2 separate regions of the Homo sapiens genome follow, and region 1 is linked to region 2. The links are chromatin loops, found by intact Hi-C in ENCODE. Cell type or tissue: heart left ventricle. All regions are shown on one strand. Each heading gives the region's core, and the rest is flanking DNA. Links, peaks and the distances in the headings are about the cores only.

The links. Peaks named below come from ENCODE experiments on the same cell type or tissue, not always from the same donor. Only the 100,000 strongest peaks of a DNase experiment are listed, where the experiment ranks them.
Region 1: a loop joins it to region 2, with 2.0 times the contacts of the local background. A loop is called at or near these places in 5 of 110 quality-filtered maps.

What each region holds. Positions count from the first base shown.
Region 1 is chr3:106,129,544-106,145,680 of GRCh38, forward strand. No RefSeq gene overlaps it. Among named protein-coding and RNA genes, the nearest start is that of CBLB, 270 kb to the left of the region's middle. In heart left ventricle, for the core only: no CTCF peak of the experiment used is centred there; a DNase peak (open chromatin) is centred at 6,498.
Region 2 is chr3:106,184,839-106,200,975 of GRCh38, forward strand. It overlaps LOC105374027 (a long non-coding RNA gene), which reads left to right. Exons shown (of 3, transcript XR_924311.3): 3 at 8,962-12,023. It overlaps LOC107986110 (a long non-coding RNA gene), which reads right to left and starts at 6,430. Exons shown (of 2, transcript XR_001740838.3): 1 at 4,352-6,430; 2 at 2,057-3,686. In heart left ventricle, for the core only: no CTCF peak of the experiment used is centred there; no DNase peak of the experiment used is centred there.

The DNA.
Region 1 (16,137 bases), core at 4,537-9,536, 58 kb before region 2:
ACCCTTTGGGAAGCAATTTGGCAACGGATTTTAAGAGATGTGCAAATAAATATGCTCCCTGGCTGAATAATCCTACTTGTAAGTATCCTTATAAGCCTGAAGACCACAGCAAGATTTCATCCTAGAAAATCTAAATTTGGAAACAACCCAGATGTCTGAAAATAGAAAACTGGTAAAATAGATTGCAATACATCTTTTTTCCAATGGAATAAATTAAAATTAAATACTTCAAATATGCACACAAAATGATTATAGCTTTAGAAAATATGCATGTGCAAAAATGCAGAATTATATTCATACAAAGTATTATAGTTAACTGGTTAGGTTGGTGAAGAGGTTAAGGGAGATTATTTCACTCTATTTGCCAAACTGTAATTTTGTTTCTGTAACTGGATTTATGTTTAAATCTATTTAACTTTTTACCTGGCAGGTCTGTATTATCTGTCCTTGGTTTTAATTTCTTGCAATTTCATAAGCCACATGACAGAAAGTGAAGTTGTATTCATTTTTCTCTATTCTAACATACATCATCTAAAACAGTTCAGTGATACTACAGAGTGGATTGCCCTAGAATATGGTAAATATTCTAATGGAAGTATGAAGAGAAACACCCAAAAAAGAGTGCTCGTGCCCCTTGAGTAATGAGAAACCTGGGAAAAAACGTCAAACAGGAAATATTTTTTAGAAGAAGTAAGGATGGCTAAGATGGTGGAAGATTTTCTGAGGAATTTTGAGCATATTTATTTTACTTTCTCTTTCTTCTTAATAGCAATATTTTTTCAGGATATTTTCTGGAAAAGTTGAGAATTTGATGAGCCCATACAGTGGGAGGGATTAAGATTGACATAATAGGAACACATGTGATTCAATTGCCCAGGACATTTTTGTTTTATTTTAAGTAGATATTTTTTTTCCTCCCAAATCAGAGATACATTCTTCTTTAACAAGAGAATTGAAGCCAATTCTGAAATTTTAATTCAAACCCTTAAAGTTACACAAGAACCAGAAGAAAAGCATTAAAAAATTCCAGAAAGAGAAATGTCTTTCAATTATTTCCTAGACTTTGATGACTCAGGAAGAATTGTGTGTGAGAAAAAAAAAATGTAAAGGTCATGTTTAACATTCAGATATAAACAGAGCAATTCCTTTCTTTAAGGATACTTTTAAACAAATACTTGAAATAAAACTTATTGCTTAAAATTTTCTATTAAATTATGATGGTAATTCTTATATAAGTGAGAGACTGATAACTATTTTTATTTTTCTAATTGACTAGATTTCCAGGAAATGTCAGTCCATCGTCTTTCTCATTTGTCAGTCTGACCTACATTAGACTTTTTTTTCTTCTTTAAATATTCATCTGCTTAAAATGTTAAGAAAATTACTCATGGTTTCTTGGAAAGCTTCCCCACCCCCTCCCATTCTCATCAGATATAGCAGGAATTCTCAGGAAGTGCCTCCTACAGCCAGATCTGCCTTCTTCAGGCACATTTTCTCCTGCACTGAGCCTGCTGCAGTGGGTTACCATCTCACAAAGATATTTTTTGCAGTTTGTCTCGACAAGTTTATCCACTTGCAACCCAACACTTGATACCAAGCCAAGGGGCATCACTTTGTACATATTTAGTGCATGTAAGGGTGCAGCTGCATAGTGCATTTGACTTTTAAGGAATACATCCATTGGATTTACAGCGACATATTTTCTTAGACTGCTGGTTCAGCCGACTCAGCACAGTGCAAGGACTGTAAGACATAACAATTCCATGCTAGCTCACAGGCCCCCAGAGTGCACAGAGACTTTCTTTAAACTCCTAAGGCAAGCACTGGGATGTTATAAAACTTCAGAGCGAAGTCTTTTCTCAAGGAAACTGATTCTTCACACTGGGATAGTGTATGCTTATCCACAGTGGTGAAATTCTTGAATTTAGACTAGAAATTGGATTATAAACTGCCTCTGGGCAGGTAGCAGCAGCTTTAATCATTTAGGCCAGATGCTTCCATCCCGGAGGAATAACTGCTGAATAAGTGAGAAAAGGAAGTTTATTTCCCAAGCTGTCCTCTTCTGTCTCATGTAAACCTCTCTCTCTCTCTCTCTCTCTCTCTCTCTCTCTCTCTCTGTTTTTTCATTAGCTAGTCGTCTAGGGAACAAGAGTCCTATCAAGAGAATTTGCCAAAGCTAAGCCCAAGAATAAAAGCTTATTTGGCAACACTGGATATCATAAGCATACATTTTTTTAAAAGTTTTAAAATATTTTCTGTGAGAAACCAATTTTTGTGAATTCAAATGATTTTATAATTACTTTCCAACATAAAAAATACATTTACAGCGTGGCCAAAAAATATCTGTTCTTAAAATATTGACATATTTTCTAAATACATTTTATGAGCCTTCAGACATTTTCTGGTACACTGTGAGAACTCTAATAAAAGCACAAGTGCTCCAGATGTCTTACTATTTGTTTAAAAATTTTTAAATGGTAAAAAAAAAATATATAAAAAAAGAGCAGTAAAGGCAATCGATATTTGTGTAAAATATTAGTTTCATCTGCCCAAGGCTTTAAGAGATTTCAAAGACTGCTGTGTGCACATGTATGTGAATATTCTGAAACAAAATTTAAGAATCTTCCTGAATTAAGTAGAAATAATGGTTAAGTCTTTTTTAAAATGTTAAATTACAGGGGATTTTTTTTTGTTGAGGAAGTCCATTATATGTATTTTCCACTCACAAACAAAACACCAAACTTGAACTTTACTTTTTTTCTTGACCCTTAGACATGTGATAAAATATTTTGGGTACAATATTCGTCATTCTCAAAGTCAGGTACAATCTTCACAAGACCTCCTATGATGGAAGGAAAAGAATAATCAACTCAATGTAGTTTGGTTTTTAGTTTCCTAACATTTTTTCTTTAAAGTTCACATTTGTAGTAGGAGATAAATGAGCTCTAAACCACTCTGGTGGTATTTGTTAATTACTTGTTAAAAATATCTTTAACTGAAACGAGTTGTTGAGAAATTTTGTTGGGATGAATTTTTAGAATTTAGAATAATAAATCTTTCATTTCATCTGTCTGAGTTATGAGCTCACACTCAGAAATTTACAGACTTCTTTCTAGTCCTTTGCTTTCTGGGATTTTCCAGCACTAGACAATGACACAGTGGGAAGAAACACTAGCTGTGAGTTCAGTGAGCTGACCCAATAAGATTAAAATTGCTTTAAACAAAATGCTAAGAAAAACAAGCGTTGTCAATTTTGATCTAATGTTCATGTTCTGCCATCATGTAGCTGTGGGATCTTAGGCGAGCTACCTTGATTTTCTGGGATTTAATTTTCTCATCTGTAAGTAAGATGTTTGATTAGATTAATTCTTTCAAGCCTTTATATTTTAAGGTAAGGAAGCATATTCTATAAAACTGATGAAATCAAGAGTTCCATATTGGGAAGATTCCATAGGTTGGAAGATGTAGAAACCAGTTTACTTAAAATTTCACTTCTTCAAAAAATTACTCTGCCCTGTGAGGGATTTCTTTAGATCACAGTTTGAAAACTATTGGGCCAGATATTCTCCAAACCCCCTACCACCTCAAATATTCTGTGATTCTAGATGCTATTCCAGAGGTATGTAAAAATTTGGAATTTAGAGTTCAAATAGACTTCAGAATTTATTAACTCAATATCCTCATTTTAAAGATATTAAAATTAAGAACCAATTTTATCAAGTTCCTAAAAGTTAGATCCTTAAACCTAGCACTTTCTAAACACACTGGAGCCAGATTAACCAGAATGGATTCCCTAGATTGCCAGGATTTTTTCTAAAAGGAAGAAATGATAGAAGTCAGCTACTCCCTCACCTGCATACATTGTTCAAATTTGTTTTATCTGTAGGCTTGTGGTTTAAGATTATGCAGAGGAAGAGAACATAAAGGGTAAGTCTGAGAAAGTGGATTATGCCATGGGGTATCCTCACCTGAAAGACTCAAAGAAAGTATATTAATTTTATGGCTCCATTGAAGCATTGATTGGATCTGTTTGGAGAAGTGTGAGACCTCCAGATTCAACTGGAACCCAAAATAATCTTGAGGTTCTATTATTCAAATCACTCCACCCACGTTTGGACTTTTCTTAACAAAGGCACTATTGAAATAATTATTGTGAGTTTATAGCAGAAGGGTTTTTATTCCAGAATATTCTGTATGTACAAACGGTATATTTCCCTTTTAGATTTTTTTTCAATATGGCACTACTTTCTTGGAAAGAACAAAGTCTGAGGCTTTACAGATAAGAAGTAGCTGTGAGAATTTCTACTGTGAGGTGCTAAAGTGAAAAACAGAAAGCAATTGCATTGGTGAGCTTTCCTAGAGTTGTGTCCTGGAGTGATTGAGATAGCTCTGTAAGTCATGCACCACTCCTAAACTATATTTATGTGTGATTTCTTCTTCTTCTTCTTTTTTCTTTTTTGTATACCCTACCTTAAACTGGGAGTTAAGAAACTAGGTTTCTAATCTTAGTTCCTACCTAAGCTCACGGTGTGGCCCTGGGCAAATCAATTAACTTTTGTCACCTTATTTAGACATAACATCAATATGCTAAAACTCGAAAAACAGACATTTTCAAAGTGACTTGAACACTACGGCCAAAAAGATATTACTTTGGAGAAATCATATGTTCAAAGAATTTCAATGATTATTGGCAAGAAATGGTGAATTTCACTGGTGATGTCTGCCAGTAAGCTGGTTCTATTTTGGAGGACGTGATAAGATGTAACAATAAATTTGGAAGTAAGTGGCCCCAGTGAGAAAATTACATTTCAAACATTTCTTCTGGACTCACTAATGGAACACAAAGTATGTCAGTAGAGACTAAAAATGTAAAGGTAGTTTGAAAAATATTTAACCTTGAAGAAGAATAAATTTATTATGTTTCTAGGAGTGTTCTAGGAAAATATTGTCTAATCAGAATAGTGAAATGCTGGAATCACTTCTTTTTTAATTGGTTTACTAACCCATGTCTTCAATAGGTCTCCTTAAGAGCAAGGATTCAATCAGCTACAACCCTGAAGGTGATCTTTACACATATACCTTGCTTAGCACTTAGTGGCTACTCAATAAACGGTAATTCATTGAAATCTTGACATATTTTATTAACTTCACTGTGGAGTGGTAGTTGAGGGAAGAACAAAGCCATTTCATGATTTGGATAAGGGTTAGACAGGTAGAGCATGTAGGCATTGTTCTTGGCCAATAATAGAATTACCTAGTTATTGTTCAGAAAGGGAAAAGAGGGGGAAAAAATTGACCCTCAGGCTTTTTCATATATTATCTTCTTAAACAGGCAATTTATTACGAAATCTTTCTCAAGTCATAATGTATACAATTATACTCCTACTAATTTACAGATTTGTTTGCCTGAAATAGATGAAAATGTTCAGTCTTGAGTTCCTATTTTAAAAGACTGGAGGGAGGGCAAGATGGCTGACTAGATGTAGCCAGGTGGGACAGCTGCCACCAAGGGGCCAAGATCCAAGATGACTGGCGCACTCCTAACAGATCTTCAGAAGAAGGCACCGAGAGTGAACGGAGGGAAGACACAGAAGCTTGGCTGAAGTGGGAGAAAGCTGGGAACTCTACTTGGGGCTAATGTGCACCAGGACTTGTTCTGGCCCCCAACGACTCTGGAGGAACGAGTGAGTTGAACTGGCAAAGAGCAACTCGCTCTCACCGTGGGCCTCTGGAACCCTGGCAAGAGGAGACCCCTCAACCACCATGGACACTGGAGTTAAGAGAGAGAGCTGCTTATAGAAGTGGTAGGAGCAGCAAGCCAGCTGATGTGGAGCCCAGAGGGTTTAGGGTGAGAGCGCCTGTAGCAGAGCATGGCCAGGGAGGTCATACCCCTAGGCTTGACTGGCTCCCATAGGAGACTTTAGCCCTGGAGAAACTGTCAGACCTGAACTCTGCAGGGCCGTCTTTCCCCTCAGAGGGGGCAATCCGAACTGAACACCTCTTGGGCAACTGGCCTCTCTCAGGGCCCTAGCCTGGCCGCGACTGCTTGCAGGGGAAGTCTGGGGTGCCGTGGCTGCCACCTCATAGCCTCTCCGCTGGCGATCTTTGCCAGATCAGCGGAGGGCTCCAGCAGGGCGGCCCCCATGGCTACGCACCTGCCCCTCAGGCTCCCTCCGCACACTGCAGCCTCCCCTGGGCCCACAGCAACTTCCCGCATTGCATTTTTGGCACACGTCTGTGTGGGTGGGCTTTGCTTTCTTGCCTGGCCAGCAGGCAGGAGTGTAGTCCACTCATCCGCCCGCTGCTTACTGCCACTGCAGTCAGAGCCTTGGCGGGCAAAAAACCAGCCAGCCCGGTCCCCACCTGTGCCCCAGCCTTGCGCTAACACTGCCACAGGAGTAAAACTAGGCTCGGAGCAGAGCAGATCCTCCCCGGCCCTCAGCGATCACTCCTGCTTGTGGGGCACACGGCACACAGACCTGAGCCAGTCAGTGACCTGCCCCGAGCCAAGACCACAACCAGCCCAACTCGCAAACTGTTGCCAGCAGGTGTCCGCCACACTTTCCCAGCTGCACTGCCTCCACCACTACGTGAATACTGTCAGGGAGGCAGGCACCCCGGCACCCACTGGCACCCTGCTGCAGCAGAAACTACTGCTGCTGCTGGCACATGTGAACGAGGACGGACTCTGCAGTCACTACACTAGTAAACACTTTGGCTGACACCACCCATTGGAATGTAGTGACCAGCAATCTGGGAGCACCTCAGCCTCCCAAACTCAGTGGATTCCTAACTTCGAGGAGCCAGAGAACAAAGTTGGGGCCCCATACAAGTCCCCCAGAGTTACAGCACACAGTCCAAGAGTTGGGAGCTGAGCGCTGGCCCCCTAAAATCTTCCAGGAAAAAAGCCAGTTGGCTGAATCCACCTTATAAGCCTTCAAGGTCATCAAACAGGATAAGAGAAAAAAAAAAGCATCCAAAGATCAGCAACCTCAAAGATTGAAGGAACATAGGATACAAAGATGAGAAAGACCAGCGAAAGAACCCTGACAACTCAAAAAGCCAGAGAGGTGTCTTTCCTCTAAACAACTGCGTCAACTCTCCAGCATGGGTTGTGAACCAGGCTGAGATGGCTGAAATGACAGAAATAGAATTTGGAACGTGGATAGAAACAAAGATCATTGAGCTAAGGAAGTATGTTGAAACTGAACCTATGGAAGCTAAGAATAGTGATAAAGCGATGCAAGAGCAGACAGACGAAATAGCCAGTATAGAAAAGAATGTAACCTGATAGAGCTGAAAAACACACTACAAGAATTTTATAATACAATCACAAATATTAATAGCAGAAGAGACCAAGCAGAGGAAAGAATCTCAGAGTTTGAAGACTCTCATTCTGAAATAAGACAGCCAGACAAGAAAAAGGCACAAACAAATGGAAAAACATTCCATGCTCACGGGTAGAAAGAATTGTTAAATAGCTATACAGCCCAAAATAATTTACAGATTCAATGCTATTCCTATTAAACTACCAATGACATTCATCACAGAACTAGAGAAAACTAGTTTAAAATTCGTATGAAACCAACAGAAGGCCCAAATAGCCAAGTCAATCCTAAGCCAAACAAACAAACAAACAAAAAACACAAAAAACACAGCTGGAGACATCACACTAACCAACTTCACACTATACTACAGAGCTACAGTCACCAAAACAGCATGGTACTGATACAAAACAGACAAATAGACCCAAGGAACAGAATAGAAAACCCAGAAATAAGGCCACACACCTACAACTATCTGATTTTCTACAAAGCTGACAAAAACAAGCAATGGAAAAAGAACTCCCTGTTCAATAAATGGTGCTAGGATAACCAGCTAGCCATACGCAGAAGATTGAAACTGGACCCCATCCTTTGCCATATACAAAAATTAACTCAAGATCAATTAAAGACTTAAACGTAAAACCCAAAACTATAAAAACCCTGGAGGACAACCTAGGCAATACCATTCTGGACCTAGGAATGGGCAAAGATTTCATGACAAAGACTCCAAAATCAATTGCAGCAAAAGCAGAAATTGACAAATGGGATCTAATTAAACTTAAGAACTTCTGCACAGCAAAAGAATCTATTAACAGAGTGAACAGACAACCTACAGAATGGAAAGAAAATTGCAAACTACACATGTAATGAAAGTCTAATATCCAGCATTTTTCAAGAACTTAAACAAATTTACAAGAAAAAAAACAAACATCCCCATTAAAAAGTGGGCTCAAGACATAAACAGACACTTTTCAAAAGAAGACATACATGAGGCCAACAACAAGCATATGAAAAAGACTTAGGGCTGAGGAGTTTATCTCCCAGTGCAAGACAAGAAATGGGGATGTGAGGCCAGGTGTGGTGGCTCACACCTGTAATCCCAGCACTTTGGGAGGCCCAGGGGGTGGATCACTTGAGGCCAGGAGTTCAAGACCAGCCTGGCCAACACAGGGTGTTTCACAGGGTGTTTCACAGGGTGAAACCCTGTCTCTATTAAAAATACAAAAAAAAATCAGCCAGGCATGGTGGCAAGCGCCTGTAGTCCCAGCTATTCTGGAGGCTGAGACACAAGAATCACTTGAACCTTGAACCCAGGAGGCGGAGTTGCAGTGAGCCAATATTTCACCACTGCCCTCCAGCCTGAGTGACAGGGTGAGACTCTGTCTCATTAAAAAAAAAAAAAAAGAAAAGAAAAGAAAAGAAAGAAACGGGGGTGTGGTATTTTCAAATCTTTCTCATAGACCCTCTTTCTAGTACTGACTGGGCATCAATATATGTGGTTTTTAAACCTTTGGAGAAACAAAACATTAATAATATTCAGTGCATAGAAACTGCAGAAAACACAAAGAATTAATCATGCCTGGTGACTTGCCAAATTACCGATTTCTGTGGTTATATAAAGAGGATATTGGAATAAATGCTGTGAAAAACTCTAGAGAGGTCAGTTTTCATAAATAAGTCATAAACTCCATGGAGGTGTAGGAAACTGGCCAAATACTGCAAGCTACGCAATGCCCAAAGATAAACCTAATAAAGAGAAAGGGATTGGGAAGAAGAAATAAGGAGGGTCTACATTAAAGAATTCAGTACTGCGCTTGGGTACAGGAGGGATTTGGAAATAAGATTGTAGTTTGAGTTACTACAAATAAAGCTAAAAAAGAAAGCGTGCCAACAATTTAATAAAGCTAAAAAAGAAAGAGTGCCAAAAATTTAATAGTAATATCCCGCAAATTGAAGCAAGCAAAGGAACTATATCTCTTGGTTTCAAAATGGAAACAAACATAAAATCTCATTCTTTCACAATTACCTAAATAGGAATTTGCAATCAAAGTGCTATGATTCAGTTGAAATTAATCTTGCTTCATTAATGGAAGTACTAAGGCAGCAAAATAAGAGTGTAAAAGCTAAGGGAATATTTACTTAAGAGAACACCCTATATTAAGCTTTCATATTTTTTCCTTTTTAATGTAATTGTAGCAGCGAAACTAGATGGAATAATGCGTGCTATCACAACTCATTTCTATGTTTGTTTAAAAAGGTTACAATTAAATAAATTACTTGCTATACATGTTTATAATGACATTTTCATAGAATTATGGCTACAGAAGACCTTCGGTGTTTATCATCTGAGTCTGTTTATATGTGTTTGCCTCAAACATCTTTTACTGCAGTACATACTCTGAAAGGCTTCATGTTATGGATTTTTATACTATTTTATCATTCCTGAGTGATATGAAATATGATTTTTAGAAAAAATATATTTATATTAGGTTAGAATTATTAAAGATAGTGTTTAAGGTTTAGCATGAACTTTAATAATAGTTAGGAAACTATTTAACTTCAAAGTAATTATGTGAGAAAAAGCTTGACTTAATGATAAACTTTAAGATGGCATTGTATCAAATCTGACATTAGGGCCAAATATACATTAAAATAAAGATTATACTTTAATAAAGATTTTCAGTATTAAAAATGAACAAAGCTGACATTGTGAGCTGCTGTTTGTAATTCTTTTAGCTTACACTTAAAAGAACTTCAACTTTAAAATTTCTGTGCTCTGTTGATAACTGAGGAGATGAAAGAGGATTTCAGCCTTTTATTTACTTTCACTTTTCCACATGAAATATATTGTGGTTATGGATAGTCTTTATTTCCAAATGCGCTATGATCAGTACCATCTTTTATCTTTTTAATATATATTTTTAAATTACTACAGAAATTATTATACGGCATGTGATGGTCTTTATCTGAAGGATATAATTTATAGATATAATGAAGATCCCTGAGGTGAATTTGCAAAATAATCATTTATTGTTCAACATTAAGTGTTCCTTGTGATTATGGTCTTTAACTATCATCCATTAGGGTGTAAATTGTTCTAGCAGTGTTCAGCTGACTGATAAAGATACTGAGAGAGAGACGGAGAGAGAGAGAGAATGCAAGCATGAGAGAGAGAACAGCATGTTAATCAGATTCCTACTCCCTGTTGTGCATACTCAAAGTGCATTCTGAGGTCCTAAAAATCTGTTCAGTTATAAAGGGGAAAATAATTATTTTTTGTTTGAAAAATTGTATTGAAAAGGAACTCCACTACCAACTTAAATAATCACAAACTTTTGCAATATATTTGTGAATCTTCAGATATTTAAGAAGCACAGGTGAAAAAAATGGAATTTAGAGAAGTTTTTGAAAGGCAAAATGCACTGAACAATTAAAGATATGATTTTATTCAGGCTACTGCAGCCTGGAAAATGTGCATTAATGAGGAACAGCTAAAAGAAAAGGAAGAAGGACTGGAGTTTTATAGAGGCAAGTAAACAAGGGAGGTAACTTCAGTTCTTATAGGACTGCAGAGAATGCATGGAGATGGGTCTTACATTTAAGGGCAGAGTAATCTCTTATGATTTCCCAGAACATGAAAATATGAGGCAATTTCTTATCCATCACTACTTTCAAAGAGTACAAAAGTCAGGTGACATTCAACATTTTCATTCTCCCTGTTTCAAAGATAAACATCATTAATCACTGAACAACTGAGAGGTAGTCATAAACCTTAGTGGGGTGAATGAAGCAAGGCCTAAGATATAGTCTTTCAGGGATTCTTTTGACAGTGTCCTGTAAAACCAGTTAAACAACCCATTGAGGGATGGTGGCAAAGTTGAGTTGTTTTAGATACCTGAAGATTAGACATCTAAAAAAAGAGAGATCTAAAATGAAAAAGAAATATTAATATAAAACATTGTATTAGCGAGCCAGGAGCTGAACCACTTAGGGTAACAAATCCAGTGGATTCCAAGAAGTCAGAGGGTAAAAATCTTTTGGTTGTAAAGCAGTGTTCTTTGAGTTTCTCGTAGCTCTTGGGCTAGGCTGTCAATATTCTTGGTGATGTTGTCCACATCTCTTGCAGAAGGTCATACATGACCCAACCTTTTGGCTTGACTTTTTTTGCGTTCTAGTTAGAGACTTGCCCAGGAAGAAATCCAGCCCAGGCGTGGTCTACTGTGATGATAATATTTTGAAGTTAATATTTCAAGGCTTCTGTAGACTATGGGGAAATGAGCAGGATATAAGGCAATGAGAATCTGTGCATTCAGATTTTAGTTCTAAATGAGGCCAAGTCAGGAAAAAGGGAGATAAATTGAAAACATTAGTTTGAAAGGTTGTATTGAGTCAAGATTTCAAGTTACCCAAAGATCTTCGAGATTGTATTCAAACTTTTCTATGATAAAACGTAATTTATGATGAAAAAATTTTCTCAGAATAATGATTTAATTAGGTAAAACACAAATTTATACTCTTCGTAGTTTTAAACATTCAGGAGAACAAGGCCAGATGCAGTGGCTCAAGCCTATAGTCCCAGCACTTTGGGAGGCCAAAGTGGGAGGATCACTAATGCTACTTTATTTGTTCAGTAAATGTATGTAAGTTTAGGAAGAATATACTCAAGTAAAATAAAATTAGGTATACTATACTTGTGCTGAAAAATCAGAGAAAGCTTTTTTCACTAAACCAAAAATTTAAAACTAGTTTTGTTTGATGAAAACTTACTTGAATTATATTAACTTGAATTGTTAAAATAGTTCAAGGCTAGTTTCTATAATATCTTTTTTTTTGCACACTGAAACTATAAGATGTTCACTTTTCTTAGTTTCTGAGAATTTTAGGATTATTTAATTTATGTAAGTGCTTATTCCTTTCAAAGCCAATTAGAAAAGGATTCCTTTAATATAAAAGAGTTTGCAATCTAACTTATGAATACCATGTGGAATTAGGAAAATATTCCACCCAGTGAGAGGGAAAGGGCTTTATAAATTATAGACATATAAACATACTTTATACACACAGATGTAACTTCACTTCTAAAATTTTACTCATAAGTTGATCATAAACAGAAATACAAAATTTATATAAAAAAGCTGTTCTCTTTCTAGTGGGTCTGAATTCTTACTTGATTTGAGCTCATAATAGATACACAGAGATTTAAAAAACAGATTTTCTGTCATCTTTCACCCAGCAGAGACAAAATCTCTACAAACCATTCATTGGAGACCACCAAATGAGTGGTCAAATGGTTTATTTTTATTTTTTTAAAAAGAAGCCAGCATTAGAAATCAAGTGAGTGCTGAATAAAAATGAAATCAAATCCTTACCACACAACCAACAGACGAGACTACAGAGCACAAGACCAGATGTAGGACACACCATTGGGTCCCCGGACTGCCAGTTAGGAATGGAGCACCAAGGGACCAGAGAGGCCTCCTTATCAGGGTGGAGTAAATGGGGATCCGAAGGTGAGATCCAATCCCCTCTGAGTCTTGGCATCAAACTGTGAAAGACAAAATGCACGGGACAACTAGAAAAAAGATTTTATTCAGGTTATTGAAATAAAGACAACATTCATTCATGAGAAACAGCTTGACAAGAAAAGGAAAGGAGCCTGGGATTTTATAGAGGCGGGTAGAAAAGAGAGTCATTCAGGAGTCCCAATCTGAGGCACAGATAATTATAACTGTCCAAGTTCTCATCCTATTTAGTGGTCAACATGGATCCAGACCTCTAATTTCTAATAATTACTTCAGCCCTTTTTCTCAACCTTAAACATTTGTCCCTCAACAAGTCAAAATTAATGAAGTTTTCCCATAATTTGGAAAGGTAGGAAATAATAAACAGAAAAAAATAGTTGAAAAGTTTGAAAAGTGAAAGTACAGCTATGTCTCAAAGAAAGCATGATGATGGCTTTGGAGAATCTAATATTTCTTAGCCAATGATGGTGAGGTAGTTCCCTTTGGTGAAATGTGAACATTAGCCATTTCATAGTTCATTTCCTAAAGTCTAAGTATATGGATAAGGTCTATGCCTTTCCCACAGAGGTGTACAGGTAAGGTGTAATCAAGTTTGCTTACAAAATTTTTTTAAACTATGACCTTGGCAGAGATGTAGTTGTAATAGAAATTATATTCTGGAACTGTAAAAGCAACTAAATGTATAATTATTTGGCTGTTCTTCCTGCTCTTTCTCTGACTCTTCCCATATCTGGATCCTTCTTACTCATTGGATTTCAGGACAAAAAATGCTTTCTCAGAGATGGCTTTTGTGTTCATCTGTTTAAACGCAGTCCCCTTTCTTAGTCTTGTCATCTTCTAACAAATTACCATGTTTACTCATTGCTATGGTTTGGATATGGTTTGCTTGTCCCCACCAAATCTTATGTTGAAATAATGATCTCCAGAGTGGTGGTATTGGGAGGTGGGGCCTAGTGAGAGGTGTTGGCATCATGGGGGCAGATCCCTTGTAAATGGCTTGGTGCCATTCTCATGGGAGTGAATGAGTTCTTGCTCTTTTGAGACTGGGTTGCTTCTTGAGGGAAAGGGATTAGTCTCCCTCCGAGTGGGTTGTTATAAAGCCAGGACGCCCCTTGGCTTTGGTTTCTCTTCACATGTGCTCACTTCCCTTTCTACCTTCTCTGCCTTACGTGGCAGCATAAAGGCCCTCACATTAATCCGAGCAGATACCAATGCCGTGCTTCTTGTACAGCCTGCAGAACTGTGAGCCAAGTAAACCATTTTTCTCTATAAATTACCCAACCTCAGGTATTTCTTGATAGCAATACAAAATGAACTAAGACACTCATTAAAAGCAAATATCAAATCTCAACATTCTAAATGTTTTTCTTACTAGTTTGTAATTTGCCAACCCTCACTAGACTATAAGTTAAAATGGGGCAGAGACCTAGCCTATCTTATACATGGCTGCATCCCTAAGCACCTTATATGTGCTTCTTGAATGAATGAGTGAGTGAATAAATGAAGACAGGAGAGACCAGAGTGATTAGGTGATTTTCTCAACATAGCAAACCAGTATAACAGCTAGGTCTGGAACCAGGTTTTTAATTTTGTGTCCTGTGCTCTTTTCACTCTATTATATACTACTTCTTCTTTGTATGGATGTATATATATAAAATCAGGCAAGCAGCCAAAAATATACAAGATTCCTTTTCAATGAAACTCTGAAATACAACATTTAGGGCTACTCACTTCATTATTTAAAATTAAGAAGAAATTTTTTTAAAAAAAGCAAATCTGGAATGAGTTCAGAAGAAAAACAAGAGTCTTCTAGAGTCTAGAGAGAGTGATTTATGAGGAGAGACCAAAAGAATCTAACACAGCAGAGCAGAGTCTAGTTACTAGATGACTATCTCAGAATGCTGTCCAAACACAGAGAACAGAAAAAATACCCATTGAAACATAAAACGAAGCAGTAGAACACTACTAATCCATGTACGCAAGTGTTCTCACAAAACCCTTGCAATGTTAGAGATTTCTTGGAATCAAATTTATAGTAAATGTAAATATCCATACTGAAATTGACCATCACCATTGACACAGGAAAATGACTGAAGTTAAATGTAACATCTGGTATAAAGGCTTTCGTTTCCATGTTGAATTTGTTCAAATAGTGTTTAAATTGCAAAGCATTTCCATTCCCTGCAGGGTGCTTCACAAAATAAAAGAACACTATGGTAGGTGTCATGTAAAGAAGAAGAAGAAAACAAACGAGGTTTAACACCAAGACAATTTTGCTGGAAGTGGATCTATTGAGTTGTGAAATAACCCTCCAAGTAAAGTAATCATGGTTAATTCCCGAAGGAACAAGGTTGGTTCTCAGTATCTGGAAAACTTTTTATTTTTCTGAAAATTTTCAAAGATTTCAAGCCAAAGTTTTATTTGGATCAATGAGTTCCAATGAGAACTTTTACCTTTCAACCATTTTGAAGAATAAAAAGACTTGAAGAGATGAAGCAGAGAATTGTTTTTAAAAAAAGTCATTGCTCCTCTTGTAGTGGAGAAACTCATTGATCTTTTTGGAAGTGGTGAAGTGGAGGAAGATTTTCTTTGATCTTAAAGGTTTGATTACATTTAAGATTTTAAAAATACTATTCATTTTTATTATTTCTTTATTTTAAAAAGATGAAATTAGGAGGATGCATGTATGCTGGAATGAAATAATCAGGATTGCTAATTGTATGCACAACATTTTCACTGTAACTCCTATATGAAAAAGTACTAAAATAATGTAGAACCCAATTTGTAGACAACATTTTTTTAAAATTATACTTTAAGTTCTGGGATACATGTGCAGAACATGCAGGTTTGTTACATAGGTATACACATGCCATGGTGGTTTGCTGCACCCATCAACCCATCACCTACATTAGATATTTCTCTTAATGCTATCCCTCCCCTAATCTCCCATCCCCGACAGACCCTAGTGTGTGTTGTTCCGCTCCCTGTGTCCATGTGTTCTCATTTTTCACCTCCCACTTATGAATAAGAACATGCGGTGTTTGGTTTTCTGTTCCTGTGTTAGTTTCCTGAGAATGATGGTTTCCACCTTCATCCATGTCCCTGCAAAGGACATGAACTCACCCTTTTTTATGGCTGCATAGTGTTCCATGGTGTATATGTGCCACATTTTCCTTATCCCGTCTATCATTGATGGGCATTTGGGTTGGTTCCAAGTCTTTGCTATTGTGAACACTGCTGCAATAAACATATGTGTGTATGTGTCTTTATAGTAGAGTGATTTATAATCC
Region 2 (16,137 bases), core at 7,515-12,514:
TCTTTGATTTATTTTGAAAGAAGTTAGAAAATAGGAGATCATCAAATATATAAACTTAATAGTTCAGTTTTCACTTAAAAAGTTAAAAAAAAAAAAGAAAAAGCCATTTTGTAGTAATCAAGACATTTTTGAGGATAGGACTTGGGCAGAGAGAGTACAGTGGTATTCTATAATCTGTGGTTTCTCTTTCTGTAGTTTCAGTTACCCATGGTTAGTTGCGGGTTTAAAAGTAGGTGAGTATATTACAAAAAGATATTTTCAGAAAGAGTGAGAGAAACCACATTCACATCACCCTTACTGCAGTATATTAATTGTTCCATTTTATGATTAGCTATTGTTATTCATCTCTGTGTCTAATTTATAAAAGAAACTTTATCATAGGTATATATGGGTAGGAAAACACATAGTATATGTAGGGTTTAGTACTAACCATGGGTTTAGGCTCTCAGAACCTATCCTCCATATAGGGGGATTACTGCATGCTACATGCTTGGATGGGATTTCCAATCTCATTTTCTAGTTTAACTCTAACCTTTCTGTCGCATTAGGGTGGAATGTTCTTCTCTAAAACACATGAAGTAAATGAATGCTTGGTAAAGATGTTCATGTTTAATTATAACTGGAAGTCAGACCTGTCTTAGGCAACATAATGATCAAGGTGAAGTTCATCCCTGCTGGCTTCCCATCTACTTCTGCCAGAGCCACTTCTTCCTTCTGACCCTCCCTTTGTCTTCCTGCCATCCCTGATTCTTGTCAAGGGGATAAAGTGTCGGGCAAAGCAAGCTTAAGGGTTTTGCCTTTCAAAGGAGATTTCTTCAAATTTAGAAAATGAAAACATTTTTCAGGAGGGGACCACTAAACCATGAAACTATATAGCTTGGGCATCAGCAATTTAAGTTTGAAATAAAACAGTGTTTAAATTTCAGTTTTGACACTTCTGGGTTTTATAACCATGGGTAAATGACTTCAATCTCTTTTGAATTCTTTGTCTGAAAAGAAATAGGAATAGCAATAGTAGCTATCTCTGTTGAGAGTTGAGAATACGGGGAAACTAGGTATGATGCCTATTTAACCCATAACAAAACGTCAATAGTCAGTAAGGCTGATAATTTGCAGAAAGAGTATCTGACTTGTACCCCTTTAAATAATAACATTTGGGACCACAAAAGTCACTTGCTGGTGAGACTGCCCACCATACCAGTTATAGATTGTCATAACTTCAAGGAATCTTAGAGGTCAGCCACTTCAAGGTACTTAGAAAAAGGTACCTGGCTTATCAGCCAGATAAACCAATTTTTCCACGGCCACATAGGAGTTGAGAGATTGAGTCATGTCTCTAACAGGAACTTCTTACTGCAGTTCTAATTTTTTTCACTTGTAGTTCTAATTCTGTTCACTTCACTGAGAATTCTTGAGTGTATAGGGAGCTGATGATGACAACTTTCATTTTGAAGTAAAGTATTCGTAATCCTTAAAATGTGTATTTTGCTTAAGATTTAATGTTAAGACTCAAATTCTCCATTTCATTTAAACATTTATTGGTTTGGTGTTCACTGAGCATCATTTTTGTTAATTTCAAAATAGTATCATTCATGAGAAACAAAATAAGTTTATGAAATTACTCCCTTTTCTAAACCTAAATTTTGTTGAAGAGCAGAGATGAGGTCCAATTCTACAGACACAGACCCATACACACACCCTCCAACCCCCTACACACAATGTAACACATGAATATTCCAACTCTAGAAAGCATGCTGTTGCAAGTTGCTATTTGAGTTCAGGAAAGAAAGAAATTAATATATGTTTTTGTAGTTATTGTTTTCGTGCATTCTGAAGCACATTTTGAAGTCCAAATAAAAGATATCTGTTGAGTGGATCCAACCTTTAGAAAATAGGTTCGCAAACTTTTTCTATAAAGGGGCAGTTATAAATATTTTAGGCTTTGTATAAGTCAAGAGACAAAATTTTAAAAATCATCTAGGTACTTACATAATTAGAGAAAATCAATTTTTATTATTTTTATTGGCAAAATTTAAAATATAATAAGGACACCATATTTTTGAAATACATTTTTATTACTGAGAAAAAAATGAATTATTTTATGAAGGATAACATTTTTTGTAACTGAGATTCAAAATAATATTTCTTATCCCCAAATTGATTGTGAGCATTTATCTATTAAAAACCATTCTCAGCTCACAGACCCTTCAAAAACAGCCTGGAGAAGAATGATAAAGCGATGAACCAAAGTTAGTTCACCAAGGGAAATGAATGTTATCAAGAAGATCAATGATTGACTCTGGAAAAAAATTCAGAAAAAGAAAATTTTTACAAAAAGAGAGGGCAAAGAAGACACAGAATTAACATATAATAAGATAGCTTCAATAAATTGCACACAAGAAATTCAAGGACTAAATTGCACTAAGTCACAGATTACAACATAATTTCTGAATCTTGCCTTTTATTATAGTTCCTTTCTTTTTAAAATATATATCCTTTATCACATTCAAATATTTTCCTTCAATCCAGGATTAAGAGTGATAAAGTTTCTGGAAGTGAATGTTGCAGAATCAAGCTGGAAAAAGAATGTCATCTTAGTTAATATTTGGGGCAGAGTGAATTATAAGAAAATACTACTGTCTTTGAACTTTATACGGAAGCTTGTGTGTGGAGAGGATGAAAATATGTAATTCCAAATTATGCCTGTTTGGCATAAGGATTATTCTGAGCTGAAGACAATTGAGAGAAAGAAGTTCTCTGCTCTGCTCCTATTTGTCTACCAGCAAAGCACAAATTCCCATTGTGATGGTGTCCCTTCTCCTTCCCCTGACCAGAAAAAGGAGAAAAACCGTTCTTACCACTGAGATTAGTCTGTGTAAACAAACCTTACTAAATAACTCCTATATACCATTAGTTTCCCTCATGTATTTTCCTTCCCATGGTTTATCACCCTTGGAAGCCTAAAACCATCTTAAAAAAAATCTAGTCACTTCTCTACACTCACCACCCTTTGTTAAAGATATAACTCCTCAAGTCTAATTGCTTCTTCAGGCTTTCACTTCTTTTCTCTGGAACTACATTGCATATGAAATTTAAAATAAAATGTCTATGACTCTTCTCCTGTTAATCTGTATTTTGCCAGTTTAATTCACAAGTTCCAGTTACTAAACCTAAGAAATTAGAGGGAAAACTTTTGCTCTCCTATATGTCCTTGCAAGTAATAAACAAAATATAGCAGATTCAAATATAATACCTATAGAAACCTCTTTCACTATTGTAATTTGAGGACTGAGGGTAAGGGGCAATTGTTGCATGATTCAGGCCAAATCTTCAAGAGGTAACCACAGAACACCACAATTTTGCCATTTATTGAAAATTCTAGTCTCTTGGTTGTCTGCACTTTCCTTTCTTAGCTTTATTTTCTATATACCATTTTTTTGTTAATCTGAGCAACAAACATTTTTTATTTCCCCAACCCTGTAATTTTAAGAAAACTCTTTCTAACAAAAGCCTCATTAAGATAGGATGCCTCCAAACATCTACACATCATATTTTTCTTTCGGTAAAAATGTGTTGTGATGTGAACAGGACTTGAATTTTATTGCCAAGTAAAGCTGGCTGTGAATCCAGGATCCATCATGAATCTGTTGAGTGACTTTGGACAAATTTTCCAATGCTTTTCCAATCTGAAAAAGAAAAGAAAATCTGATGTAAAGTCTTAATTCCCTAGGTTATTATAATTAAATAAGATAATGTGCATAATAAATGACATGTACATTTGTATATATACACACACGTATATAATAAATTTGTAAGGCAATTTTGAAAATGAGACTATGCCTTTTTATCTTTTAAAATGCATATAATGTGATATAAATTATAATATTTAAAAATATATATATTCAGAAATCAAATACTAAAAATGAAGTTGTCCTGATAGAGGACTATATCAGGCATTTGCCTAAGGATATTCTAAGAATTTATTTGTCCATTTACTCTATTACATTGGAAATGCTACAAGTCTAAGAACCTCTGCTTCAACCAGATTTTTTCCTCCTAAAAGGAAAACTGGTGATCTCAGGTGGCATGTATAAAGTTTTATATTAAAAGGAAATGTCATATATTCTCACTAGCTCTATTATTCCATTACACAATATCATTATAGAATTGCTATCTTAGTCCAATTTGGCTGCTATAAAAATACCATAATTGGGAAACTTATAAATCACAGAAATGTATTTCTCTCAGTTCTGGAGACTTGGAAGTTTAAGATCAAGGCATAGGCAGATTCAGTGTCTGATGAGGGCCCTCTTTATGGTTCACAGATGATACCCTCTCACTATATCCTCACCTGGTAGAAGGGACAAAAGGTCTCTCCAGGGCATCTTTTATAACGGCACTGACCCCATTCCTGAGTGTTCTGCCTTCATGATATAATGGCCTCTCAAAGGCCCCACCTCCTAAAACCATCACATTGATTATTTGTTTTCAACATATAAATTTTGGGACAGCATAGACATTCAGACCATAGCATTTAGTGAAAAAGGGAGAACAGTCACCCAGATGGTCATTCTTAACAGACCACCATTCTAATTTTTTATGTGGGTGCTGGTTTAAAAGGGAGTGGGTATATAGGAAACTCCATAGTAAATTTGAATACGCAATTCTGGTTTCCATTTTTTTTTTATTTCACAGCTGGTGCTGGCCTTACATAATCTTTATTGCTAAATAATTACTTTGCAAATTGAAAATAACATTGACCACCTCCTAACGCCTTCAGAAATTTTTTGGATTATAGATATGGTGATAAAGATCAGAGATATTATATAAATTCTAAGTATCAACATTATAAAAGATGAAATTTTATTCTCTCCTTTCAACCAGCTATTTTCTGCACTTTAAAAAATAGGTATATTTACATTGCTAACTACCAAGCAAACTCCTTTCCAATTCAGCATTTCTCGTTTCTTACTATTTCTTTGTTGGGTGTCTGTTCTTATTTCAATAAAACAATTAAACAAAGTTCCATTCCCTCTAGGCACTGATAAGATTTTGCCCAATTACTGAGATATTTCTCTTTAAAACCTTAAATTCACTTACGTGGAGTGATTATTTTATGAGCTCTATTAAATCTAAAAGGACATCCTCATCCTAAGTGTCTAGTAGTATTAGCAAGGGTTGGCAAACTATTCAGGAGATAATTGACTCTACAGTTTATTCTGTCCCAACAAATGTAGGTACACAACAAATGTGTGACAGTTTATTCTGTCGTAACAATGTAGGTATGCATTGAAGGTGTAGGCTTGGTTGTGGCGGGAGTGAGGGATCTCTGTGCATTTCCTGGTTCCTTGAAAATAACTTGAAGTCATTAAGACAATATAAGAGGTACAACAGAGAGAAAAGTGTATTTCCTTTTTGATGCAGGGCTATGCATCTTAGAGCTCTTTGTACCCTGTGCTTTTGTTCCACTTTCCCCTTCTGTCCAAAATGCTCTCAGCTCATTTCCCCTCTTAGCCAAGATTGCTTGGCTAGAGCAAATAAAAGGGAAATCAGGAAAAACTGTAGAAAGCTTTCTCAGTCTTCTTCTACCTCCACCCCTGATTTTTGCTTCTGTCCTTCATGATTCTCTATCATGACAAGTATCTGTGCAATTGCATAATGACTGCTTCATGTGAGTCCATAAAATCAGACATTCCTTTATTCAGCACATCGTTATTAAGTGCCTGCTATGTGAAGTAATCAGCAAAATCTGGACTTTCCAACGATATTAACCATGTGTTTTCATAGGCACAAAAGACTACTGACCACTGTAAATGAGACCAGCACCTAGGGTTGATGTCCAGTGGTTAGGATTGACTGACAGTGTGGGGCCATCAACAATTTTTTGCCCCATCACCTCATGCATTCAGAATGGTTTGTTGACCACAGAGAAGTATCTGTTAAACTTTTCTCCCCATTGTGCAAAACTTAGTGACCCATGCAAATATCAAATCATCAATGCTTGATATAGGATCTAATCAATTGATACAACTAGCCCAGATACCTTTATATATTATATGTTAATCTCTCTAATAATCTGAAGCACTCATCTTCCATTTAGACTGACTTATCTCCCATTCTCTTTTTCCTCTGCCTCTTCTCCTTATTAAATATATTTACATGAAAATAGAGTTTGGATCCCTTGTGATCTTAGCTTTGCTTTTGACAGAATTACTCTCTTGTGAAACAATAATACTCTCCTAATGAGTTGATATGATGTCAAAGACATTATCTAAAACAATTGAAATTCAACAAATGGAAAAATATTGATTTGAGGAAGTGCTCTGGAGAATTCCAGATGTTGGGTTCATAAATTGAGAAGTCATTTTATCTTTTCCAAAAATTCAATGCACTTGCTTTTCCATGTTATGCTATTTAGACTAAGGTAGTAGCAGCAAAACTTAAAAATCAAATGCTAAAATAAATATAGAATTGCTTAAGCACTGATTTCAAGCATGTCACAACACTTTTTTGCACTTCAGAGGCTGAGCTTAGCAAAATAATTGTGGTATGCATTACATTCTGTTATCATAATTTTACTCAGTTATTTTCATGGGGAAAATGGGAATTACTAAAAATCTACTTCGATGACTAATGTGCAGGCTTTCCCTGAATTATCACTCTTAAGCACATTTTCTTAGAAGCACATATTCCCCAACTATTGTAACATGAAAGGTAGACATTTAGTAGAAAAACAAGACAGGAAAAGAAATAATGCCTTATTTTATTTATTCCACTGGAACAGGGAGCCATTTAAATATACGAATGTAAAGCATCTCTTCAGAGCCTGCTATTGGTAATTGTTTCTGTCTTTAAGTGATGGGCTATTTAAAGTGCAACAGTCATGCACTCACCAGTCTAACTTATATTGCAAGATATTATAAATATATTAGTCTCATAGAATACAAAATTTACAATCAAAACCCCTTGAGGTTTTAGTGAAGAAAGAGAGAGAGGGGATGGTGACAACAGCCCAAGGTAAGGGTGCAAAATTACCTCCTGCAGTTGCTCTAATGGATTCAAGGCAGTAATTATGTAAAAGAGGGTGGGAAATACATTTGCTAATAGTGTAGTGGAAACAGAGCCCCTACATCTACAATCTCAATTACAAGGACAGGCACAGAAGTAGACAAGGACCTAAGAAATCAGTCTGAAAGATACTAAAATTTCCCTTTGATATAGGTACCCCAGAAATCCCTTGGCAGTGTTGGTGGGGGTGAGTAACAACAACAACAAAACCGAAATTTGTAGATATTCTCAATACGGAAAAAGCAACTAGGAGGTTTTAGGTTGATGTTAGAAGCTTCTGAAACTGTAAATACTCCGAAACTATCTTTTGTTTTATGTTTTTATAGGTTGAAATAAAGACAAAGTAATAAAGAAGTAAAGACATCAAGCTAATTAAGAAAAGCAGAAATAGTTGCTTTGTTGCTATTTTTTTTTTTTTTTTTTTGTTTATAAGGCATAGACACTCATTCCTCATTTATAACAGGAAACATGATTTTATGGCAAAACCCACCAAGAACTGAGGAAACATAGATCCATTAGAAGTTGGGGAGATAAGGAAACTGTTCATTCTTCCCTAGCCTGTCTGCCATCAGCAACTTGGGAGTTCAGCATTTTCTGGTTTCAGGTCTCTGATGCCTCTGCTTCTCTTCTGTTTATCTTTAACTTTGTGTCTTTCTACTGTTTGGCTTCTGCTTTATCATTACTGCTGTTGGGGCATGGCCTCTGCTGAGTCCCTCGCAGGTATCCGGCTCTCTTCAATTATCTTTGTGCTATGACGGGACTCCACTGGAGAACATCAATCAGATCAGGGTGGGCCGGTCTCATCTCACAATAGGACATCTCTATTCTATAGAGTTTCCCTGCCAAGAAAACTCATTGGACGCTTTGGTTCTGGCAATAATTCCTGATCTAATCAGTTCTGACTGGGATGGCAGTGTGACATGGTACAGAGCACTGTTTCCTCAGAGTAAGGAAACTCTGGACTGTGGTTCACTTTGCTTCGAGAGCTCTTTCCCAGAGACACACGGCTCTCCCCCTCACTTCCTTCATGTCTTTGCTCAAATATTCTTTTTTCAGGAAGCTCTTCCCTGACCACCCTGTTTAAAATTTAGCTCCCCACCTTTCTAACACTAGCCTGTGCCCAGGAAGTCACTCTCTTTCCTTCCTTCTTCTACTTCATTTTTCTTCTGAATTTCTATGAACATTGGGTAAAGTATATAGTCTTCTCATTTACTTTGTATAATGTCTGTTTCCCTCCATTAGAATATAAACTCCGCAAGTACAGGGATATTTTCTTTTCCTATACTGGCTCTTTTTCTACTATTGGGTACCCAGAGCCTAGGATAGTGCCTGACATATGGTAGCCATCCAAGAAAAACTTAACGACTAAAAGTGATTTCACTGACAAGGTGCTGTAGCAAAATTAAAGATGATGCTAACATTGTAAAATATTGACTACCACTCCAGTATGGTGTAGCAAACCTACAGATCAACTAGTCCAAATAAGAGGGGGAGGAAGAAGTCCACAAAAGAAAATTTCCAGAAAACAAAACTCAGAGCAATATCTGATTAAATATAAAATTTTTGGGGTGGAAAGAAATTGAATGTATGATAAAGATAGTGCAAAAAATAAAAGCAAAGAATTAGAAACTTTGGGGAAGATTATAAAGGAAAAGAGGCATAATCAAAATATATTAGTAGGTATTGCAAAGCAAAATAATTCTATAGATGGTGGTGGAAAGACAGCAAGATGGCTCACAATTATTCTTGTCTCCTAGTACTCATGGTTTTGTGTCATCTCCTTCCCTTGAGGCAAGAACTGTGATTTGCTTCTAACCAATAAAAAATGGCAAAAGTAACAGGATGCTATTTCCATGGTTATATCACATAAGATTGTAATGTCTGTCTTGTCAGCTGACTCTATCCCATCCTGGCTTTGATGAAGTAAGCTGCTGTGATGCAAACTGCTCTCTGGAGAGGTGACAAACCTAAGGCAGGCTTTGGACAATACCTAGGAAGAAACTGAGACCCTCAGTCCTACAACCTGCAAAGAACCAAATTCTGCCAACAACCAAACAACCATATGAGCTTGAAAGCAGATTCTTCCTGAGCTGAGCCTTGACAGAAGAATACATCTCATACCTAAGTCTTGATTGCAGCCAGATGAGAGACTCTGAAGCAGAGGATTCAGCTACTCTGTGCCCAGACTCCTGACTCACAGAAACTGTGAGCTAACAATGTATGGTATTTTAAGCCACCAAGTTTGCGGTAATTTGTTATGAGCAGTAGATAACTAACATGCTGCTACAATAATTTCGATACTTTTCATTAATTTATGTCTTTGAGAATCAGTCTACAGACAGAATACAAAGAAGAATGGATATGAAAATGCAACAGTATTTTAAGTCTTTTCAAACTCAGCGTCGTGAAAGTAAGAAATTGGGGTGTGGAGTGGATGTGGGAAGTAGAGAAGAAATGGTAGGTAATAGTGCTTATAGGTTCATTTTATAATGTGAGGAGTCAGCTTTATGTAACAAGGAATAAAGGCGTAGATCTATTATGTAAATTTACAAAAGGAAAAAAGTGGGTGAAGTAAAAATATTATGAATAAAGAAGATGGGATACTTTGAGTGAACCAAAGTAGCATTTCTCAGGGAAGGAAGTTAATAGAATGCTACATGATAAAGCAATATGGTAGAAACCTGTTAGTGAGATAGCTGGAAGTAACTAGCAGTAGAAACAACGACTAGAGTTGAAAGTAGTTGCCTCTTGTCATAAGAGAATGAAGCAATAGGGTGTTAATTTTCATTTTCCCTATAAACTAGGTCATTTGAAACCTTATATATATTTTACTTTAAAAATTATAATGAAAATAAATACACAAAATGTGAATTATATTATTTAAATCATAAATTAGAAACAAAGAGTATTTGTTATTTATTCCAAAATATCAATTCTGGCTTTCTGGCTCACTGACATTTTCAGGATTCTCCCCTGCTTTCTAAATATTTTTTTGCCTTATTTTTCAATTTTGCTGATGATACAAATAATACATGTTCACCTTAAATAATTTTAAAAAGTGTAAAGACATTGTAACTAATATATAATATCTGACATTCTACCATTGTGGAATAATTACCATTGACATTTTGGTGAATATTTTTTCTTGCTTCTATTTCTGCACCCTTAAAACATACTGCTAAGTCTAGTCTCGAACTCCTGGTTTTGACATCTACCAGCCTTATTTTTAATCTCATTTTCATTAATGGGATTATATCATAATATCACTTTTAATATTGGATAGAATACTCTTCCTCACTTCATATTTTCCATCTCTGCTTGTATATTTATTTTGCATTTCTAAGAAATTATGCATATTAATAGACAGTTGTGTGTTGATTTCTCTATTGTTTCATGATTGTATAATTGAGGTAATGCATGCAGATAGTCGATCTAAATTTCTATTACTGAATATAAAAATTTATTAGTGAAGCAAATTAAATACTATATTAATATATATCTACATATAATTCCATGTAAAGACAATTTGTGGCTAAGAAGAAATTATTCTATGCATATATGTAAATTAATACACAGGTACACTCACATACACACCATCTCCTTGACCTGAAAGACAGCAGTCTCAACCATCTGAAAGATTGCAATCAATCAGGAGGGAGGCCATTACGATTATCATCTATTCCAATAAATATCATAAAATTTGTATACTTTATTTAGATCCCATTAAGTTTCATTTTATCTACATTTATTTTAGGCACAATTCTAATAAACTTGGTTATATGATTTCAAGCATATTAAAAGCAAAATCTTGAAGATGGTTATAATAGAATACTATACCCACCATATACAACCTATCAATTAGCATAGGAATTTGACTCTAATTAATGTTAGGGCTTATACTCCTGAATGATCTTTGAAAATCTGAGAGCCCATTAAAAAGAACTGATGTTCAAATGATGATCCCATGTCATCAAGGAAAGGTTACATTATCTTCAGCTTCTTTTGCTTAAAAAGAAAATCAATGAAAAGTTTAAAATGATTTCAGAAAAATTTGAATTCAAAGGACTGGCATTTAACCAAAGTTCTTGTTGCTTTAATTTATAACTATCTTGTCATCACCATCACCAGTAAAAGCAGCAGCCACAGCAGCATCATAATTTTTATGACCCTTTTAAAGCATCTATTTGCAAGGTATGCTGGAAGCTACTTAACATTTTAGCTGAATTAATCCAACAACAACCTTAGAAAGATATTGTTATGCTTATGTTCAGATAAAAAACAGGTTAAAAAAATGATAAGAAATGATGGAGTTCACTTTGGGATACACTGAGTTTGAGGTGCCATAAAGAGACATTCAGGAGATTTCAATAGGCAAGAAAGAAAGAAGGAAAGAAAGAAAGAGAAAGAAAGAAAGAAAGAAAGAAAGAAAGAAAAGAAAGAAAAGAGGTGACTTGCCTAAGTTCTAGGCTTCTGCAGTAAATTTTTTTTTTATTTTTTAATTTCTAATTTTTGTGGGTACATAGTAGGTGTACATATTTATGGGGTGTATGAGATGTTTTGATACAGGCATGCAATGTAAAATAATAAACTTATGGAAAATGGAGTAACCATCCCCTCAAGCACATATCCTTTGTGTAACAAACAATCCAATTATACTCTGTTATTTTAAAATGTACAATTACGTTTTATTGATTATAGTCACCTTGTTGTGCTATCAGACACTAGGCCTTATTCATTCATTCTAACTATTTTTTGTACCCATTATCCCTCCCCAACTCCCCTTCACTACCTTTCCCAGTCATTGGTAACCATCTTTCTACTCCCTATCTCCATAGGTTCAATTGTTTTGATTTTTAGATCCCACAAATAAATGAAACCATGTGATGTTTGTCTTTGTGCCTGGATTATTTCACTTAACATAATAAACTCCAGTTTCATCTGTGTTGTTGCAAATACATGGATCTCATTCTTGTTTATGGCTGAATAGTACTCCATTGTGTGTAAGCACCACATTTCCTTTATCCTGCAGTTAATTTGAATGTATGTTTACTTTCTGAGCCTATGCTTGCTCCTCTGTTCACTCTTTAGTTTCCTTCATATCTATGGATTCAATGAACATATTTATTCAGAGAACATACACATTTATATTTCTATTAAAGACTGCTCCTCTAAACTCTAGATTCATATGTCTGATGCCTATTGAAATCTCCTGAATGTCTCTTTATGGCACCTCAAACTCAGTGTATCCCAAAGTGAACTCCGTTAACGCCTGGTTCGCTCCCAGTGTCACTTATCTCAGTGACTAGCATCACCATCCATCCTGTTACACAAAGCAGGAGATCAGGAGTCAGTCTGGACAGTCCTGACAATCCCCCATTCCTCAGATTTCTTATCCAACCCACCACCAAGTTACATCAAATAGTACCTTCTTAACATATCTTCTTCGTCTTCACCACCACCACCTCCCACAGTCTAAGCTGCCATAATCAATTCCTTGCTCAACTATAATTGCCTATTCACGGGTATACCTTTTCCTATTCTAGTCTCCTTGAGGCTTAAGATTTTACTAGAGTGATCTTTTCTTAAAACGTTTTTAATCATGTCACATCTTAAAGCATATTTAATCATGGCGTATGTCTGATTAAACAAACCTTCCCACTGCTCTTAGGATAAAGGCAAAACGTGTACTCACAGCCTACAAGGCCCAAATGATGTTGGCTCTGCCGACTCCTCTAGTCTTATTTCTCACCACACTTTCTCTATCTTTGTTCTCAAGCTGCCTGGCTCTTCCTTTCAGTCCCTTTTCTTTATCTTGCTCTCTCTCACCACAGGATATGTTTTCCTTTAGTGTGGCCAGCATCTATCTTCTTTCTTTATCTGGTTAACATTTGTCTTTCTTTAATTTCAACACAGTGCTCTTTTTCTCATGGGAGCCTTCCTTGATCTTCCTGACTAGGTCAAATTCCCTGTACAGACTTTCATAGCACACATACTTCTTTTTTGTTTCACTTGCCGCATTTGAAATTTTACATTTATTTGTATGATTATTTTATGTATGTCACTCCTGTTAGGTTGTAAAATTTATGAAAGAGGGACATTCTGTTGTTACTCACCATTGCAACCTGTGTCTCTGATACTACCTAACTCATCATGGAAAGTGCCCAATACTGAATGTTGTTGAAAGAACCAAACTCTAAGAATGCTACACTACTTATTTTAAAAACTTTGTTCTCTGAGCACTCCAAAGTGGCAGATTCAATGAGTGTGCACACCTGACTATAGAGCAGGCAATATTGATGAATTGTTAAGAGGATTGTTCATCTCAATCAGATACTAGGAAAAAAAGCTATAGAGAAGGCAAGAAAATGAGAAACTCATCTGCTAGGATCATAGCCACACGTCGGTGTCCATGGGGGATTGGTTCCAGGACTGTCCGAGGATACTAAAATCTGCTCATGTTGATGTTCTGCACTTGTCCTTGTGGAACTTGTGAACAGGAAAAGTCAGCCCTCTCTATCCACAGGCTTCACATTCCCAGAATACTGTATTTTCAATCTGCATTTTGTTGCCAACGCAGGACTCATCAATTTGGAGAGTCAACTATATTTATTTTAAGAAATCTGGCCGGGCACGGTGGCTCACGCCTGTAATCCCAGCATTTTGGGAGGCTGAGGCGGGCCGATTGCTTGAGCTCAGGAGTTCGCGACCAGCCTGGGCAACAAGGTGAAACCCCGTCTCTACTAAAATACAAAAAAATTATCCGGGCTTGGCGGCGGGCACCTGTAGTCCCAGCTAATTGGGAGGCTGAGGCAGGTGAACTGCTTGAGCCTGGGAGGCGGCGGTTGCAGTGAGCTGAGATTGCGCCACTGCACTCCAGCCTGGGCAACAGAGTGAGACTCTGTCTCAAAAAAAAAAAAAAAAAAAAGAAAAGAAATCTGTGTGTAAGCGGACTGTTGCAATTCAAACGCTATGTTGTTCAAGGATCAACTGTATATATGTCTTCCTTTCTTTAATTCCCAGTCAATTCGTAAGCTCAGTTTCCAAATCAGCTACTTAAGAGAACATGTGCCTTTTTTTGGCTGCTGTCTCAAAACATCATGTTTCAATTGGGAAACAGAGGGGAATTAAAGGCATCCAAATGCTCAACTTCTGGCTTTGATTAGATTATTCCTCGTTGTTCTATAAATAGTTATTTAAAAGCATAACAAGCAAGCACATGAAAAATAAATAAAACTGAAAACTAACTCTTTAAAGGCACAAGAGTTTGTCCAAACAAAATTGGTTAAATGAAAAAAAATTAAAAATTGACTCAACTCTCTGATATTCATGTCAAAATGTGAAACTTGTTTTTGTCTGAGGACATAAACATAAGTACTTACTTTAATTCAGAATAAAGTCTATGACAAGCGTGTTTCTCTTATATTTACAAATGCTATCAATTTATGAGCTGTGACTTGAGTGGATGGCAATGGAGAACATGCCAAGTGGATTGGCATAAATTTAATAATTTAATGCAAAGATGATTATATCGGTTTAGAATATTGAGTCAATTATTTAAGAAAATTTACAAATTGTAATCAAAGTGGTAAAAAAAAGTCTAGCGGTCTGATTAATTACTCCAATCTACTAATTAGGTAACTTTTAAATGTTCTCCAATGGCTTATGCAAACATGAAAAACATTCCAATTTCTGTTTCTTCTGTGTTCCAAACAATGCAATTATTGAAGCCTCAGTTCTAAATTTTCTTTATGTGATTGTAAGTTTACAGAGTAGACCTGAAAAACTCCTCTTTTAAAGTTATCCATACATTCTATTTTCTCTGTTTATAGGAAGATATTGTATGGTTGTGGATATTCCTGTGGACACAAGCTAGACAAGTGGGACCCACTAAACCTCTGGCTTGCGAACTTGGAGAATGAGGAAAAGAGGACATTTGTCACATCAAGAGAGCAAATTAAATGAGATAGCAGTTGAAAAAAAATCTGGCATGTATTAAGGATTCAATAAATATTAGCTTCTTTCCTTTCTTTTAAATATTAGTCTTGACAGATGATTGTATTAAAATGTAGAGACCCAGGAAAGGTGGCTCACACCTGTAATCTCAGCACTTTGGGAGGCCAAGGTGGACTGATCACTTGAGGTCAGAAGCTTGAGACTAGCCTGGCCAACATGGTGAAACCCCATTTCTACTAAAAAAAAAAATTAGCCAGGTGTGGTAGTGGGCACCTGTAATCCCAGCTACTCGGGAGACTGAGGCAGGAGAATCGTTTGAACCCAGGAGGCAGAGGTTGCAGTCAGCTGAGATTGTGCCACTGAACTCCAGCCTTGGTGACAGAGTGAGACTCCATCTCAAAAAAAAAAAAAGAATAAATACTAACTTCTTTTATATATGATTATGAGTCAACATTAAAAGCAACACTTCACAGGGATCAACCAAAAATATTTTACAAATTAACACCTACAAAGCATTTTTATCACTGTAATCAATTCATTTCTGTTACATGAAGAAAAAAGCTATTATTCATTAAAACATAATAAAGTGCTGCAGTTAGAGCAGTCATCCTCAGTCTGCATTCATTTTTCTTGCAGAAAAAACACTGATTCTCCTGAAGAACAGGAAAAAATTATATAAGTAGGCATAAAGGAAGGAAGAAATAAAAAGTATGAGGTGTTAGGTAATTTTATTCCTAGTACGTTCATTGTTTTTTTTTTCTCCCAGATCTTACTTCTTAATTTGACGCCAGAGATATTCTGTTTTTCACATTTGTGAAGAGAGAAAGGAAAAATAAAATTATTTCTACAGTATCAATAGTGTCCTGATACTAAAAAAGGCCATCATTACATCCTTTTTGGTGTGTATCATATTTCAAAAGCAAAGTGATCATTATTATGTCGAATCTTCTGTTATCCCCTGCTTTAAGACCTTAAATTCACTTCATATATGTGCATTTGTACCGTGAAAATGCACTCTAAACTTTTCAATATAAGTCAATATCAATACTATTATTTTCTTGCTTCATGCACCTCAAAATTAATACTGAAACATTACATTCTGCTTAGTGCCTCTCT